Regions from separate parts of the Homo sapiens genome. Here region 1 is linked to region 2. Evidence: chromatin contacts called from ENCODE Hi-C or POLR2A ChIA-PET data. All regions are on one chromosome and are shown on one strand. The core of a region is the stretch at or near the end of the contact, and the rest is flanking DNA. Distances in the headings are between cores, read along the strand shown. Region 1 overlaps SERPINI1 (serpin family I member 1). Region 2 overlaps PDCD10 (programmed cell death 10).

Region 1 (3,068 bases), core at 242-2,741, 82 kb before region 2:
TCACATGCACAGTTGACAATAGGGTTTAGGCTCCTATGAGAATCTAATGCTGCTGCTGGTCTGACAGGAGGTGGAGCTCGGGTTGGTAATTCTCGCTTGCCCACCATTCACCTCCTACTGTATGGCCTGGTTCCTAACAGGTCACTGACCAGTACTGGTCCATGGCCCAGGGATTGGGGACCTCTGCTTTATAAGATCAGGTATGAGGTTTGAGAACATCCCTAAACTCTCTTGAGGTGAAATGTATAGGTTCACTTTGCTGCAGTAGCTACTGAAGCCATGCAGATACACTTTTATCTTGGCCAATAACCATAATTTTCTCAAGATCTGAGGGCCCTTTTGGTAAGATGAATTAGGCTAATGGGATTCTGACACCAATGCAAATAAGGAAGAATACTAATATTAACTTGAATCTCATGAAATTGTCATTTTTATAAGTCAAAGTGGTCAAATATTGGCAACCTCATATGCCTCAATCTGCTACTTACTAAGCATTAGCTGTGTCCCAAGCTGAAGATGAGAACTTTCATATGCTGTTTTGCTACTTTATATTTCATAGAGTTATTATGATGTTTTTAAAAATGTATACTAATTTAGATATCTGGAAAAAAATCTTTATTATTTCCTCTAAGAATTCTTTTTTTTAGAAAAAAACTTGTGGTAGAAATGCTAGAAATTGACAGAAGAAATCTCTAACTGATATGGAACACCAACCTAAGTTAAGTGGCTCTTTCTTAATCACAAAAATACTTGTGGCTGACACTTATTTTACCCTGGGGAAATTAAGTTATGTACGTTACTTTATAAACAGTCTTTTTCAGGACTATAGACTGTGGTGAAAGTCAAAGTAACAAAGAATGTGTCAAAAGTAATTTTACTGTTTTGTTTTTTAAAGCTCCCATAAACTTAAAAAAATTTCCCTGACATTGACTAACACTGTGCTAAAGCTATCTGAAAATACCTGCCTGTTAATTCTATTTATAAACCTGCCACACACATTGTAATAGAGGTATTTCTAAAAGAAACTTTGGTTTCCTGTTCCTGTTCATCAGTGTGAATGACTGAAAAGACAACTTATAATTTTTATTGCAGTGTGGGCAAACAACTAAAACATAAGTAGATTTTAAAAAGGCTCTATCAAAGTATTCTAGTTACATTTGCTTGTAATTTTCAGGACAACATTTATAATATAGTAACAGCTTTAGGAAGTTATGTAGAAAGATGTGTCAAGGAAATCAGCCAATGTTAATGTTGGTGTAGGTGAAAAAAAGTAGGGGAAATATTGTAGTTCTTCACAAGGCACTTAAAATAGTAAATCGACCACTCTTATTTTCGGAGATCTCGAGAGAAATGGATTTAATTTATTTTTCTGAATCAAATCCAAGTTTAACAGTCCTCACTAACAGGAAACTGTCTCTTATCAAGCTGCTTACATAGCAGCTTAAAGCTTTTCCCATCATTGGACAGGTAGAATGGGGAGTGTAATTAATGGATCTTACATTGTGAGCAATAGCATTCACTGCCCTGGTATAGTTAGGATGTGTCCCTCTCCTTAGGTAACCACTGAAAGTTCTCAGAATAGTCATGATGAAATGCAGGCAAATATGTTGGAGTCTTTTTGTTTTTTAACTTCTGATTTGCTTCTTGTCTTAAGCACTACCAAAAGTTAAAGTTAGTTGTGTCAGATAAACTTCAGAGAAATATATATATATACATATATATACACACATATACATATATATGTGTATATATGTATATGTATATATGCATGTGTGTGTGTGTGTGTGTGTGTGTGTGTATATATATATATATATATATATATATATAGAGAGAGAGAGAGAGAGAGAGAGAGAGAGAGAGAGAGAGAGTCTCAAGATACTGCCCAGGCTGGAATACAATGGCTATTCAAGCAATTTTCCTGCCTCATCTTCCTGAGCAGCTGATACTATAGGTACACTCCACTGCACTTGAATTTCAGAGAATATTTTAATGACTCCAAGGTATGTGTCAGAGACTGTCATGGAGATAAGACATGTCCATAAATGAATTAGAATAAAATGAAACAATTCTCTTGACTTCACTTTTTAAAAATACAGACAATTAGCCCTGCAGAGAATGACTACATGATGGACATCGGGTTGCCATGAGCATCATGGATTTTACTCCATAAGAGATCTATACAGCTATATTTGAATATACAATTTTAAAATCCCAATAAGAAAAGCAGTAAGAGGCAAAGCTCAACTTGAGGTAAGTGCAAGGCGGGCTACCCAAATAGGTTGGGATGTACGGTCACATTTCCTCACTTCTAGTATTGCTTGTAGAATTTCATAGGTGAGTGGATGGGAGGTAAAAGATCTAGAGAATTGTTAATAACATTCAGGAATATGATAGAAATATCTAAGTTTCAAAATGAAAGGAGAAGTTCCTCCCATAAAATATATCTTTGACCTCAATTTTCTCCCCAAGGATCATTCATTCATAGATCTGTGGAGATGGAATAACAGTATAATGAACCAAACTTCCAGACATAATATAAATTATTGCTAATGCTCATAACAAGCCTATAGGTAGATGGAAGCAACCCCATTTGTAGATTAAGAAACTGAAACCTATTAAGTTGAAGATACTATAACATGTTCACACAGTTTATTAAGGAGTGAAGAGGGGATCTGAACCTTCATCTGAAGGCTTCAAGCCTCGTACTATTTCACTATGCCATGCTGCCCATGTTGGATGATATTTAGAGGTCATCAGGTTCACTTCTGTTAATTTAATGCAAGAATTCCCTGTAAAAGACCGACTCTGCTAAATTCCATGTGTGCATGTGCGTGCGCGTGCGCGCACACACACACACGCGCACACACACACACTCACACACAGTCCATCTAGTTTTAAACTGTCTTACTTGCTGGCAAGGTACTCCTTAAGTGTGGATGACATTTAACATATCGGTCCTACTTGTGCCAAATAATTCTACAACAGGTCTGAAACATAAAATATATTTATTGGGATGTTAACCTGTCATTTATTTCATTACAGTACTTAAATGTTTTAACTAAAAAAAA
Region 2 (2,867 bases), core at 262-2,761:
ACCCAGCTATCAAGGAATGACCCTACTCTTTGACAATAATTAAGGGCCAGGAATATAAAAAAGGCTTTTAATTGAATAGCCAAAATCTGTGTCACAAGGGACAAACACTAAGGGTTTTTTTGTTTGTTTTGTTTGTTTGTTTTGTTTTTGAGACGGAGTCTTGCTCTGTCGCCCAGGCTGGAGTGCAGTGGCGCCATCTCGGCTCACTGCAAACTCTGCCTCCCGGGTTCATGCCACTCTCCTTCCTCAGCCTCCAGCGTAGCTGGGACTACAGGCGCCCGCCACCATGCCTGGCTAATTTTTTGTATTTTTAGTAGAGATGGGGTTTCACTGTGTTAGCCAGGATGGTCTCGATCTCTTGACCTTGTGATCCGCCTGCCTTGGCCTCCCAAAGTGCTGGGATTACAGGTGTGAGCCAACACGCCTGGCCTAAGGGTTTTGTATTTTACCTTTCCTATGGGAAAGCCCCAGCTTCCTTTTCTACTTTTAATATGTGAAGGAGGAAGATAATCAACTGTTCATGGAGTTTTATTTTTAATCTGGTACAAGTTGAGCATCCCTAATTTGAATATCAAATTCTAAATGCTCCAAAATCCAAAACTTTTTGAGCACCGTGACATGACACCATAAGTGGAAAATTCCACGTCTGACCTCATGTGATGGATGGGTTGTAGTCAAAACACAATCAAAACTTTGTTGTATGCACAAAATGTATGCATATATGGATGCACTTTATGAAACATAAATGAATTTCATGTTTATACTTGGGCCTCATCCCCAGGTCTAAAGACTTCTGGTCTCAAGCATTTTGTTTAAGGGATACTCGCCCTGTATAGTTAAAGTAAACATGTTTGGCCTGTAAAAGGATAAATTGTCAGTGATCCCAAACTTAGTTGTTTAGACTATTTATTTCTAAAGTTTTGAAATAATTTGGTAAGTTTTCATTTGCTTTGATAATCGTGTACTTGTTGATGAGCCATGACACATTTCTATGAAGATTTGACATTTAAAATAATATTTGCAGCAGATTTTGCTTCAGATCATCGAAGTAGGTTTATATAATCAATGTCATCTTAATAACAATCATTTATATAGGACTTATTATATGCTAAGCACTATTTTAATCACTTTACATTTATTTACTTATCACAACAACCCAGTAACAAGTGAGGAAATTGAAGCAGGCACAGAAAATTAGGTAAGGCCACAGAACTTACCTATTAAGTGGTAGAGCTGGATTTGAACCCAGGCAATCTAATGCCAGGTGTTCACTGCTGTTTCCCAATCACAGACTTCCAATGTTGATGTAATCTGGAGATTGAAAAATAGAGTTTCTGCCATTTGAAAGAAATGTGAAAAAGGATATTTTAACATAGAATGCCAGTACGTGAGAGAGATAACAGTATTGTGGTTGAAACTGGCATAGAAATGTAGGCCCAGAGCTCTCATCCTGTCACTTTGACATCCTCTTTCCCCCTACAGAGTCCCTGAGACATCTCTGCTAAACCGTCTGTGACTCTAGGGAGCTGCGGTTTGAAAACCACATTATTAGCAGCACATTTTAGTCATAAGGAAATTGAGCTTAAGAGTCTTGTCTATAGTCATTGACAGAGGCTTTCTTTAGGGTGTTGTTTTCTTTATGAGGGAGTAATAATACTTCAGTTCTGTTTTCTAGAGTGTACTAATTTAGCACAATTGAATTAAGAGTAATGGTGGCAATGAAAATTTACTTCCTAACCATTTGAGGAGGGATAATTTGCCCTGGCAAGTTTGTTGATATGTATGTTATTTCTGAGACTAAAATTCAACCACATATGAATAGCATAGATAGGCTAAAGTATAATTATTTGTATCACTGTCATATATTGGTACATTTTCATGTATGTTCTTACCATTATTAATTGACAAATTAGTGGATAAAATTGCACTAAAATAGAAAATGATTTCTTCTTCAGGCGTTTCTCCAATATTTTACTTTCTTATATCTAAGGTAGTTATCCCCTTTATTCATTTTAGCAACATTTTTCAATAAGCATATGTCATATACATATTACACCAAGTACTATAGGTGATGCTATAGATTGTATCAAAGTACAAGTAAAAAAGAATCCTGACAGCTAATAAATATTCAGGCAATTTTGAATATATTAGCAGACCTAGATTTGAATCTGTGTTCCAACATTTAGCTATGTAACCTTGGATATAAGTTGCTTAACTTCTGTCATTTTAGTTTGTGCCTCTGAAAATGAGGGTAATGACTTGTGAGAATTGAAAGAAATGATGTACATGAAGTGCCTAGCACAGAACCTAGCATACATTCAACAGTACATGCTATAATAACATTGTGAAATGAGGATTTTCCTCCCTTTTCTCAATGGAGTTGATAAGGAAAAATGATCCAGCAAATATTTCAAAAGGCCTTTTGATCAATGAATGTGTGTGCCTGAGTACATTTGAGCTATGCAAATATGTTATAAAATTAATTTGTATTTTTTTTGAAGTCCAATACATCTCAACTAATGGAAAACTAGTGGAGACTCGTGATTTAACAGACCAAAATAAAAAAGCCAGGCATTTATTTACTGTTTGTAATCTGCATTTGCATATTCTTAGGCTAAAATTCAGCAAGGTTTATTTGTTTTAAGTTAGGAGTTTTCATGAAGGGTTCAGAATAGATTTTTTCAGAGTTTTCCAGTCTAAACCAAACTCAACATAAAGCACAGGGATTCCCTTTCATTAGTGCATTTGCATAAATGCGTATCATGCAAATTTGGGTGGCATGATTAGAAACTCTACTTTTCTATTGCAGTTTTTTGATAAGATGTATGTTTACGTTTCATCTGAAGCCTTTGCCTTTCAGTGTAATG

What was found. A loop is a pair of places that touch in the nucleus more often than their neighbours do. ChIA-PET counts read pairs that join two places held with the same protein, here RNA polymerase II (POLR2A). Pooled maps may share reads with other maps.
Region 1: a loop to region 2 is called in a map with no recorded cell type, with 10 times the contacts of the local background. The contact joins two enhancer-like sites. A Hi-C loop is called at or near these places in 3 of 37 single-sample maps with no recorded cell type and 4 of 50 pooled maps. POLR2A ChIA-PET finds 5 or more read pairs at or near these places in 1 of 52 experiments (H1).

The regions. Positions count from the first base shown.
Region 1 is chr3:167,771,624-167,774,691 of GRCh38, reverse strand. The region is part of intron 1 of SERPINI1 (serpin family I member 1); the gene reads right to left. Among named protein-coding and RNA genes, the nearest start is that of SERPINI1, 37 kb to the right of the region's middle. Within about 2 kb of position 1,491, at least 2 of the 41 ENCODE cell types and tissues checked have a DNase peak (open chromatin) inside an H3K27ac peak, as active enhancers do.
Region 2 is chr3:167,690,200-167,693,066 of GRCh38, reverse strand. All of the region lies in intron 6 of PDCD10 (programmed cell death 10), which reads left to right. Among named protein-coding and RNA genes, the nearest start is that of WDR49, 38 kb to the right of the region's middle. RefSeq lists a silencer at 1,391-1,530. Within about 2 kb of position 1,511, at least 5 of the 41 ENCODE cell types and tissues checked have a DNase peak (open chromatin) inside an H3K27ac peak, as active enhancers do.